2 separate regions of the Homo sapiens genome follow, and region 2 is linked to region 1. A link is a contact called in ENCODE Hi-C data. All regions are on one chromosome and are shown on one strand. Each heading gives the region's core, a stretch centred on a gene start or an enhancer-like site at or near the end of the contact. The rest is flanking DNA. Distances are from core to core; before and after follow the strand shown.

Evidence for each region. A loop is a pair of places that touch in the nucleus more often than their neighbours do.
Region 2: a map with no recorded cell type shows a loop between it and region 1 (6-fold over the local background). The contact joins the promoter of SLC26A1 here to the promoter of TMEM271 in region 1. A Hi-C loop is called at or near these places in 1 of 37 single-sample maps with no recorded cell type.

The regions. Positions count from the first base shown.
Region 1 is chr4:572,992-578,872 of GRCh38, forward strand. TMEM271 (transmembrane protein 271) reads right to left here and starts at 3,304. Exons shown (of 1, transcript NM_001362796.2): 1 at 889-3,304. The coding sequence starts at 3,071. The coding sequence ends at 1,914. LOC105374338 (a long non-coding RNA gene) reads left to right here and starts at 4,177. Exons shown (of 3, transcript NR_148199.1): 1 at 4,177-5,328; 2 at 5,729-5,842. RefSeq lists enhancers at 1,497-1,586, 1,959-2,652.
Region 2 is chr4:991,892-997,600 of GRCh38, forward strand. It overlaps SLC26A1 (solute carrier family 26 member 1), which reads right to left and starts at 1,513. Exons shown (of 3, transcript NM_022042.4): 1 at 1,410-1,513. All of the region lies in intron 2 of IDUA (alpha-L-iduronidase), which reads left to right. RefSeq lists enhancers at 850-1,661, 1,662-2,473.

The DNA of each region.
Region 1 (5,881 bases), core at 2,054-4,553:
TAAATGGACAGTGGGACCAGTCAGGTCATGCCCTCTGTCTGGCTGGACCCCCTTTCTCACTCCACCATTCAGGGAGGCCTATTATGAGCCACTATCTGAAGAAGCCTGTGGATGAAAACCTAGTAAATTGGCTGTGATTCTTTGTCCTCCAGCAGCATCCACATAGCAAGGAGAGGACACTGGCCCATGGCATCTTTGACCAGATCCCCAAGCTTCGCAGTAACTGAGCAGGCATCAGCAGGGGAAGGTTTGCCAGCTCTGGAGATCAGCCCCCTGAATGGTGACAGGTTTCACTTCCCATCATGGAAATGGGGCTGGAGCCTCCTGCCTCTTGTGGCCTCTGCAGTAGCAGGGAAGCCCAGCCAGAAGCCAGCAGGGATGGGGGCCTTGGTCACCAGGGGTATAGGGAGCTCCAGCTTTGGGCAACTAGGAGCTGAGGAGAGGCCTCACTCCAGAGCCTGCACCTGAAAACTATGCTCCATCCTTAAATTTGGCTACTTTTTCACAGCTATAAGTAGACTTCCATACACAATACAGATATTACACGTGGTTTCTGTAGCTTCTCTCTCCTAACTGCTCTGTGCTGGCACTCACCCCGCAGAGCACTGGCTGCCTCCCCAGTCCCACGGCAGGAGGTACTCATCTTTCCCACCAGGCTGTGGCTCTGCTCCCAGCTGCTCAGGGTCAGCAGCTACCAGCCTGATGCCACAATTCCAGCATGTGGGAGTCCGATCACCTTTTCCCAAGACTTGGAGCCGGACTGGCTCCCAGCCAGCCCAGCAGACAGATGGAAACACACTCCACGAGCATATGGAACTCATTTCATATCATGTGTGAAAACACACACACACATAGCCTCATCATTTAAAAGTATGACCTTCACATCAATTAAGGCGATTACGGGGTATATTTGAAATGAAATGCTATCATACTCAAAATTACCAGATTAATGAAATAATCAACAGGAAAATTATCTATGCCAGAAAAACTATGACTGATTTTCCGAAATAGGATTAAATTGTTCATATGTATTAATCAAAAATAAGATCTGCTTTGCAGTCGAAACCACACAACCAGTTTCCAAAAAAAAAAAAAGAAAAGAAAAAAGAAATGTATGGGATGTGGCATCAGGGTCTCTACACACACAGAAAGTTAGCTTTAGAAAGAGGCTGGATTCAGTCAACTAGCTAGCAGAATACAACTGTTCAAACTCAACATTTGTCCGACCAAATGAAACCATTTCCCCCCACACTGACTTGTGCGTAGACATCCTCTAATTCCAATTTGATGAATATTCTCCAATAACATAGCAATTAATTTAATAAAGGAACTCACCAATTTTAAATTGCAATAAATTTACCAAACATTTTCACTATTTATGGAGAGCTTTACAGTAAGAAAGTATCAACAAAAGCAGGCACATCCGTGTACAAAGTGTTGCTGTTGGGTGTTCTCACTTCTTCTTTCTGAATTACCAGCTGCTCTGCGTCTCTGTCTGCTCTTCCTCCGTGGGAAGTCGCCGTCCTGGGGCGCTCGCTCTGTCCCCCTCGCCTCGGACCACCAGGCAGAGCAGCCCCAGGGTTTGGACTTGCCAAGAAAAGTGCAGTCGGGCTAGCCAAGCCCAAACATTTATTGTAAACTTGAAAATGGAATCCAGATATGAACGACACAAATAAGAAGAGAAACCTCCCAGATACAGAAATGGTCACATCAGGGGCCCCCTCCTGTGGTCACGGAGCCCGCAGAGGGGGCCAGGCCGGAGGCTGCAAAGCCACGTGGAAGAGGCGGCGCCCCTGAGGCCTGGCCCTGGACCCCGCCCCGCTGCCCGTCCTCCCTTGCCGCGGGGGTCCTGAGCGGGGCGGGGTGGGTGGAACGCAAGCGCGGTCCGCGGGATGGGGGTCCGGCCCGCGGGATCAGCAGGCCCGATGGGTCTCCCAGGGCCGCGGCGTCTCGCAGGGCGGCCGGCAGCAGTAGGGGTAGGAGGCGTTGAGGTCGGGGTCCGAGGGCGCGTACCCCGGCAGCTCCACCGACGGGTGCCCCCCGCAGCGCACCTCCGCGCCCGCCTCGTCCAGCGCGTGGAGGACGCCTACGTTGATGTAGGAGACCGCGTGGTGCGCCGCGAAGCCCGCGCAGTCCCCGGGGGCGGCCAGGTCCGACTCCTCCGGGGACAGGATGGAGGCCTCGCTCGGCCGCTGCTGCAGCCGCCGCCCCCGCCGGCCCCGCCGGCCCCGGCGCGCCCGAGAGGCGGGCGGCTGCGCGCGGAGCCCGGAGCCGCCGCGGGGCCGCGCCAGGGCCCGGCCTCCCCTCCGCCTGCCGCGCCGACCGCGCCGGGCCTGCGACGACTTGTAGTTCTTGACGAGCAGGAGGCTGAGCAGGCCCAGCAGGCACTCAAGCGAGTTGAAGACGGTGGAGAGCACCAGGCCGCGCTGGTAGTCCTTCAGCTGGCGGCACTTGGCGGACGTGGCGCTGTCCAGGGTGCTGCGAGCGCGCGGGGCGCCGGGGGCCGAGCCCGGCGCCGAGCCGGGGGCCGAGCCCGGGGCCGAGCCGGGGGTTGAGCCCGGGGCCGAGCCGGGGCTCGAACCTGGCGCCCGCGGGGGCAGGCAGTAGTGCGAGTACTTGCGCTCCACCAGGGACACGGTGTCGCCGTCGATCACGGCGCCCGCGAATGCGCTGAGGACCCCGAGCATGAAGACCAGGACGCCGAGCAGAAGCAGGTTCTGGCTGCTCACCGGCCCCGGGGCCCCGGCCGCGGCCCCCGACTCGCCCGGCGTGGCCTCGGGAGCGCCTGCCGGCGCCGCGGGGACCCCCAAACCCGGGCCCGGTTCCGACCCCGCGAGGGGCGCGTCCCGGGGTCCGCAGCAGAGCAGGGCGGCGCCGAGCAGTGAGAGGCCGGCGGCCAGCAGCAGCCCGGAGTAGAAGGCGCCGGCGGCGGCCCCCAGGCGGAACGGCTCCCCGCGCAGCTCCGAGCCCAACGAGAAGCACTTGAGGCCGACGGCGGCGGCGCTGAGCGCGCAGGCGAGCAGGAGGCAGGAGGAGAGCGCGGCGCAGGCCCCGCGGACGCTCCACTTCATCCTCCGCGCCCGAGCCGGCCCGCACCCCGCGCGCCCGCCGCCGCCCGCCGCCGCCCCCGCCGCCTGCGCCTCCTCCCGGCGCCGCGCGGCCGGACCGCCGGCCTCCTCCTCATCCTCCCGCGTCCTCCCGGGCCCGCGCCGCCGCCGCCGGAGCCCGCATCCTCCGCCTCCCGCCGCCGCCGCCGCCGCCGCCGCCGCCGCGACCCCGCGCCGGGAACCGATGCGGCGCAGAGACCGCAGGGCGCGCGCCCCCTCCCCAGCCCGCGGGGCCCCTCCCAGGAGGCTCGTTCCCCCCCAACCCCCCACCCCGCCCGCGGCCCCGCGCGCCTCGCCCTGGCGCCGCCCTTCCCCGCCCCCGGCAGCCCCCGCCACCCCCGGGACGCCCCTCCGCTTCCTCCTCCCGGAGCGGGGGCCCCTGGCCGCGTCTCTCCGCCTTCCCTCCCTATCCGCGCCCCTATCCGGCGCGGGCCGCTGCGGAAACGCAGCTCTCCACCCCCAGCTGGCTCTCCCGGACCCCCTGGGCCCCACCCTCAGCGCTCCCCACCGCTCGGCGCCCCTGCGTCTGCGCTCCCCTCTCTCCCCTCTCTATCCACTGGGTCTGGGCCGCACTTCCCGCCCACCCGCCTGCCAGCGGCCGGGAAGCCTGTGGAAGTTATGGGGATGCAGGGAGAGGGGGAGAGGGGAGCTTGTGTGCTAGGGGTGAGTGGGTATGGGGGAGAGCCTGGGTAAGGAGAAGGGGAAAGGGGGAGCCTGGGAAAGGAGGGAGGAAAGGAGGAGAGCCCGGGTGCTGGGGTGGGGGGGAAAGGAGCCCGGGGAGGGAGGGGGAGGGGCCGGGAGCTGGGGGGGGTGGGAAGGAGCCCGGGGAGGGAGGGGGAGGGGCCGGGAGCTGGGGGGGGGTGGGAAGGAGCCCGGGGAGGGAGGGGGAGGGGCCGGGAGCTGGGGGTAAGGGAGGAGTGAGCCTGGGTGCTGTGGGGGGAGGGGGTTGTTCAAGGGATGGGGACGATCAGGGTCTCTGGGAAGTGCTGACGTGTGCGCGTGTGCGGTGTGTTGCTTGTGGGTGCGTGTGTGGTGTGTGCATGTGTGTGCGCGCGCGTGTGTGCGGGGTGTGCCGTGAGCGTGTGCCCGCGGTTCGGGGGATGAGTAGGGGCGCTGACTTTTAGGACCAGCCATTTGAGTCAAGCTGGAGACGACGTCTTAGAACCTAGGATGAGTCTCGTTTGGTTTTAGTCTGCAAAGCTCGTCTGCATCAGACAGGAATTTTCCCCAGACGCGGGTGCACGTGAATTAATTCATCAGAAGGCGGTTCACGGCCTGAGTGAGGGGGACGAGGGCGGCGAATTCCTCCGCCTCATTCCTACCCTGACGATTCGAGGTGGGTGAGAGGAAGGCGTGGGGCGGCTGGGTGCGTGGGGTGGGGGAAGGTCACCTCTTCGGCCTCTCTGGGCCCTCCAGCCTCTTCCTGAGAGGAGCTCGCCTCGGCCCCTTGGTTGGGGGGATGGGAGCGTCTCCGGAAGGCCCTCGGCCGAGCAGCTGGGCCTGCACCCCTGGTCCCTTCCAGTTCGTTTCTGCTGCGGCGGCAAGAGGCTGGGGAGCCGATGACTCACCCTGCCGGCTAATTGCAGCGTTAAATAACTTTGCGCCGGATTCGGTGGCTGCAGCAGGGAACGCGCTCCGGGCGCCGGGGGAGGTGGAGGGACGCCCTGAGAACGCACCTCCGTCCCTGTCACCAGCCTTAGCAAGTTCTGGCCTGTGGAGCCGTCATCCAGAGCGCACAGCTTCATGCCCTTGAAGGGCGCAGTGTGTCCCGTGGTGCCCGGTGGGCCCGGACAGAGACCCCAGAGGCTCTGTCTGAAGGAAGCTGCACCCACAGACTCCATCCAGGCAGCGCGGGCGCGGTCCTGTCGCCTACCTTTCTCGGAAGCCATCTGCCCATGTGAATCTATGTGAAGGCCCTTCATGCGCTCCTGGACATCTGCGTGGGATTTACTTCAACTGCTATCGCTGCGAGGAGGACGAGCATGTTTCACTGTATTTTTAGCAGAGAGTGCAGATTTTAGAACCTCGCGAACGGTCCTGTATCTCCTGCACGATGACTCTCCAGAACAGGAATAGTGACCCTTCCTTTGCATTTATGGTGCATAGGTTTTCAAAGGACAGTGTGTAAATCAGCTTGTGTAATAATTGTGGCACCCACGCGCGCAAGCAGACTTACCATGAGCTGACTTCCACTGATTATTTCAGTTTCCAGGGAAACGAGGTTTGCAGCCCCCTCCAGTGAGGGCGGAGCGGCCTCTCCATTCCCAATGCAGCAAGGCTGCTGCAGCCACGATGATTAGGCTTTGGAGGAGGAAGTGAACGGATGGGGCCTCATCCTCCTGCCTCCCTAAAGGGTGAGGGTGGAAGGATGGGGCTGTGCCCTCTTAGGGCAGGGAAAAACAGCTTGGAGGGGTTTCTGCCATCAGAGATCCCATAGGAGGCAGGTCAGTCCTGCAGAATTTCTCCCCAGTCTGGCCTCCAGCCTCCCTGGCCCCTTTCTAGAGGCCTCCATCCCACTGGCGGCTTGCTCCTGCCACCGGGCCTCTGCACAGTCACCTCCTGCAGCCTGGGGTGTGTCGCCTCTCCACGTCCTCACCGGCGTCTGCCTTTGCATTTCCCAGATGCTCGCTTCACCCCACTGAGATGTAACTCAGTTTTGTGGGATCCCACTGCCCTCCAGGTGCCGCTCCGAGTGCTCTACACAGATTTTCATTCAGTCCTTGCGGCACACGAAGGTAGGCGGCCCCACTGCCCTCACAGAGGCTTCCCATGCA
Region 2 (5,709 bases), core at 263-2,762, 420 kb after region 1:
CCGGTATGGATGGACGCTGGGCCCTGCTGGATCCAGAATCCATCGTGAGGTGAGATGGGATTACGACACCAAGCCCATGCCATGGGGTGTGCTGAGGCCAGCAGTGCTGAGGGGCGGCGTGGCGGCACCCTGTCCAGGCTCAGCTCCGGCCTATTGGCTCTGCGGTTCCTGGCTGAAAACCACCCTGTAGCCTCCTGAAGCTCACCTCCCCAACGGGGCAGGAACAGGCTGGGCTGCCACCACGCACATGTGCCTACCGTCAGAATGTCACAGTCACTGGACACAGGTGCAGGCAAGCCTGAGTCCAGCTGCTCCGTGTCCACCTCCCTGGCTCCCCAGGTTGGCAAACGGTCCTGCTGTCCACCCCATGCCCACACCAGAGCCCTCCCTCCCCCATCCAAACCATCGCCTGCTCTCCTGGAGACACCTCCACCCACCCCTCTGTCACCTGCCCTGTGGGTCCTGGGGCTGGCGGAAGTCTCAGGAAGAGGCCTCCTATGTCCCTGCCAAGCTTTGTGGGTACTGGGACCCCAAGTCTGCTGGGGGAGCAGCACTCAGACACTAGCCTAGCCCATCCGCCTGGACTTGGGACAGAATTCTGAGAATATGCCTGGACGGGGGCCCCATCAGGGCCAGCTGGGAGGGGAGGAGGGTGACTGGCGTCTGTCTCCCCTGCCCAGACAGTTCTGGGACGTGAGGCGCCCTTTTTCCCAGGCTGCACCAGCTCACTGTGGAACGGCCATGACACACTGTCCCGAGGCAGCACCGAGAGGGCCCAGCCCGCTGCACACAGTCACCCTGGGCCGGCAGAGCCGGAAGGGCACCTGACCTTTCCCTTGATCTCGGAAAACACCGTGGCGTTAGGGAGGCGGTGCTTAGAGGCCTGACTGGTCCCACGTGAGGCCTCGGGTCTGTCCTGTTTGCAGACTCCAATGTACTTTCACTTTAAACATTCTTCTCAGCGACGTTAGGCAAAGACTTTGCTCCCAGGACACCAGGTGCCCAGGACACCCTGGAGCCTGGGCTGAGCCTGCTGTTTGCACGCTGGCCCAGGGTGTGCGAGCTCCAGTCTCCTGGCGGGTGTGTTGGGGCAGTGAGCCCAGCCTGGTAGGTTGACACATGCAGGCTGGGCACAGCACCCCTGGGGCACAGAGCGGGGGTCCTGGCCCTCAGGCAACATTGCAAGAGTTGTGTCCCCTTCCCTGGAAGACCCCACCACACTGGGTCCCTGGATGCCCTGAAGCCCACCCCAAGCCCCTGGGGTCCAGGTGTGTGGAATGGGGACAGTAGGGCCACCTGCCTTGAGCCTGAGGGTGCCCCTAAGAAACCACGAGTCCAGGGCATTTCTGGCCTCGGCTCCCACGCCCCCCTCTGCTGCAGCTGAGATCTGGGCCCAGGATGGTTCTTACCTGAGGGAGTCCTCACAGGCGCGGAGGGCCCTGGGATGACGAGGGGCTGGCAAGACCACCGAGGACCGCAGGGCCCTCTGGCTCCCGCGAGCAGCGGGGAGAGTGGGGGTGGTGGCGCCAACCTGCAGGCAGTGGTCTGTGCCCTGGACTCTGTAGTTCAATTATTTACCTACAGATTGCTGAGTCATGGGTTTCTCCAGCCATGTTACCTGATCGGCTGATCCGGGAGTTGAACTGTAATCAGGGGCTTGTAGGAGTTAGAGCTGTGTGGGCCTCTGAGGAGCTCCCAGCCTCCCAGGAGCCGCTGCAGCTGTGGCTCTGCGGCCCTGCCGGGGGGGCTTAGGGACCAGCGGGAGGCGGGGGCTCAGGGGCTGAGCACAGGTAAACCTTCAGCTCTGGGGTCTGGGGTCGAGTGCAGCAGCCTTCAAACCCAGGCGGGGCTGAGGGAGGCTTGGTCTCCGTGTCCAGTCGCCGGACACCCTCCTGGTCCTGCAAGGAGCCAGCCTGGTCCAAGCTGGAGCAGGGCAGAGGCTGACAGCCGGCTCAGCCCAAGGCTGCCGGTGCGTGCATATGCGTGTGTGCTCGCGTAAGCCCTGTGTGTGGTGCTCACCGCCCAGGGCGAGGACTGCCGGGGTCAAGGTGCCGTGACTGGCCAGGAGTCCTGGTCTGACTGGACCCAGCACCGACCCACAGCGCCTGGTCACCCTCACGGCTCCTCTGCCCTCCCCTCTACCACAGACCAGGACCGGCAGTGCCTGCCTCATAGGGCTGGGGTGAAGATAAATGATTTTTTTAAGTGAACTAAATTAGGCCCACACGTGAAAATAAGGGTAAGCTGCTTTTTAAAAGGAATTATTAGCCAGGCACGATGGTTCACTCCTGTAATTCCAACACTTTGGGAGGCCTAGACAGGAGGATCGCTTAAGGCCAGCAGTTCAAGACCAGCCTGGTCAACATAGTGAGACGCCCCCCACCTTTTCTTTTTTTTTTTTTGAGGCGGAGTCTTGCTCTGTCACCCAGGCCGGAATGCAGTGGTGTGATCTCGGCTCACTGGAAGCTCTGCCTCCTGGGTTCACGCCATTCTCCTGCCTCAGCCTCCTGAGTAGCTGGGACTACAGGCGCCCGCCACCGCGCCCGGCTAATTTTTTTTTTTTTGAGACGGAGTTTCGCTCTGTTGCCCAGGCTGGAGTACAGTGGCATGATCTCGGCTCACTGCAAGCTCTGTCTCCCGGGTTCAAGTGATTCTCCTGCCTCAGCCTCCCGAGTAGCTGGGACTACAGGCACCCGCCACCACGCCCGGCTAATTTTTTGTATTTTTAGTAGAGACGGGGTTTCACCATGTTAGCCAGGATGGTCTTGATCTCCTGACCTCGTGATCCACCCACCTCGGCCTCCCAAAGTGCTGGGATTACAGGCTTGAGCCACTGCACCCGGCCGCCCCCTGCCCCCCAACCTTTAAAAAATTAAAAGTAAAAAATTAGCTGGGTGTGGTGGTGTGTGCCTGTATCCCAGCTACTCAAGCGGCTCAGGTGGGAGCATGGCTTGAGCCCAGGAGTTTGAGGCTGCCATGAGGTATGATTAGGCCACTGCACCCTATCCTAGGCCACAGAGCAAGAGCCCGTCTCAAAAACAAACGCTGTCATTGGCCCAGCACTTTGGGAAGCTAAGGTAGGAGGATTGCTTGAGCCCTGGAGGTCCAGGCTGCAGTGAGGTATGTTTGTAGCGCTTCACTCCAGCCTACAAGTCTTTTTTTTTTTTTTTTGAGATGGAGTCTCGCTCTGTTGCCCAGGCTGGAGTGCAGTGGCACAATCTCGGCTCACTGCAGCCTCTGCCTCCCGGGTTCAAGCGATTCTCCTGCCTCAGCCGCCTGAGTAGTTGGGACTACAGGCGTGTGCCACCACGCCCGGCTAATTTTTGTATTTTTAGTAGAGACAGGGTTTCACTATGTTGGTCAGGCTAGTCTTGAACTCCTGACCTTGTGATCCACCCGCCTCGGCCTCCCAAAGTGCTGGGATTACAGGCGTGAGCCACCGTGCCCGGCCAGTTCTGTCTCAAAAAAAAAAAAAAAATTCCTTGGGAGCCTCAGGTCCCCCCGACTTTGACAGTGAGTACTGGGTGGGAGCCTGCACGGGGCACCTGTGGCCGGAGGGTGAGTGTAACGAGGGGCTGCAGCCCTCAGTGCTCTCCCATCCCAAGGGAGGCCAGGAGGCTGCGGTGGGTCCCTCGGGTGGGGCTGGAAGGCCAACCCGGCCCTGGCACCTTGGGCAGCCTGACTCTGTCCGGGGAACAGAAGCCACAGGCTCTACTTCTCCTGTCCATGTGGGATTGAAGCCGAGGGTCTCGCAGAACCAGCTGATGTGCCGGGGCTCCATTTCCCCAAGACGAGGACACTGACATTGATGGGGCACAGCCCCGGAGGGAGGAGACCCTGGACACTCACCCCACCAAAGGTACCTCCTTGTGGAAGCCGTCTGCCAAGCGCTGCTAGTTCCCCACAGCCCTGGGTGAGCCCAGGGAAGACTGGGCTGCAGTGCCCCCATTTGGAGGTGAAATGGGAGTGGAATGTAGTTGGGATGGCCAGAGAGTAGGAGACATCCTAAGTGTGAGATGTGGACAGGGCTGAATGCTCCAGGGTCTCGTACCCCAGAGTGTGAGATGCGGGCAGGGCTGAACGCTCTGGGGTCTCGTACCCCTGAGTGTGAGATTCGGGCAGAGCTGAACAGGCTCCAGGGTCTCATACCCCCATAGCCTCCACCTGGGATGCCCTCTCCAAGTCTGATTTCTCCTCGAAGCCCCTGCCCTGTCCTCCAGAGTCTGAGCCCTTGCTTCCACCCCAGCCCAACCTGGGCCCCAGTGGTCCCTGGGAAGCAGCTGTTTGCTCAGCAGTTGGGAGCTGTGCTGTAAGAAGCGGTTGGCCAGTGGGTGGGGTAAGGCAGTCACGCAGGGCCTCAGGTCCCTCCCTGGGACAGATAAGGGCCCCTCTGGGTGCAGCCACCAGCAGGGTTGTTGGAGAACTGGGGAGACCCAGGGGGCTGGGGTTGTTCCCTCAAGGTCTCCCTAAAGGAGGCAGGGAGGACCTGGGTGCTACAGCAGGGGTGGGGCACCTGGTGCAGACGCCTGCATGCAGGGTGGGGTGGGCAGTGCCACCTGGGGCCACAGAAAAACCTGGAGTGGGAGGTGGCCCTTCCCCCCTCAGGAAAGGTGGTGGAGGTTTCCAGAGGCTGGCTTATGGGGACCTGTGGTGAGGTTTTAGGCAGGTGAGCGTAGTTCAGGAACAGCCTCAGCCGCACTGCAGGGGCCTGGCCTCAGGTCTTCTGCAGGCATTGGGCCTTATGCCCTTTTAGTCCCCACCTAGGCTGGGTGTCTAAAGTAGGTGAGGTCATCACTGCAGGATCCTTGGGGCCTGACCTGCCCCCTCCCACGTGTCTCTGCCTCAGTTTCTCTGAGCATTGAGGCAGTGGCTGGTGCTGTCCTGTGGCCAGGCCCAGAGGCTGAGTGCCCAGGGGGTCCAGGGGCCTTGCTGGCCAGAGAGAGTGGGTAGCCCATTCTACCCCGAGCCTGTGCACGCGCAGGGCTGCCAACACCTCCTTCCTTCCCCGCTTGGCCCACGCAGGACAGGGGGCGTGGGGGCCCCAGCAACTGGGACCTGCCTGAATCCGCCTCCCTCCTGAACCCCCCTCCCGCCTGAACCCCTGGCCAGTCTTGTGTCACACGCTTACTTCCTTAGTTTTGTCTTTAAATCAGCCGTTTTACATTGGAGTCCATTTACTGGGAAAGGAGACCTTGCATCCTTGCCTCCCACCCGTGGGAAGAAGCCCGGCCGACAGGGCTTTGAGACCGGACCCGAGTTTATTCCCAGAGACCCTCCCGCGGGTGGGCGAGCTCCGAGGTCTGGAGAAGAGGAGGCCCCGGCCCGCACCCTCTAGCACCTGTGTCCCCTTCGTCCCGGCCACAGATGCAGGTTCTCCCAAGAGGCGGGTCTGTACCCGCCCCGCGCCCCCAGCCCAGCGGGCCCGGCCTCCGCCCCTGCCCCGCACTCCCACCCCCACCCTCAGGAGAGCGCGGCCCTGCTCCCCACCCCGCGCGGTCTCCCCCCACCGCCTGCGAACCCCCATGCACGCGCGGCCCCGCCCCGCGCACTCACCAGGCCCGGCAGCCGCGCGGTCTTAGCGGCTCACGCGCTCGGGCCCAGGGGCGGGGACGTGGGGACCCGGGCGGCCGCTCAGCCGCGGCCGCGCGGTGAATGAGCCCGTTGTGCGGCCGCCGCGGCCCCAGCGACACCCCGCGCGGGGTCTACAAG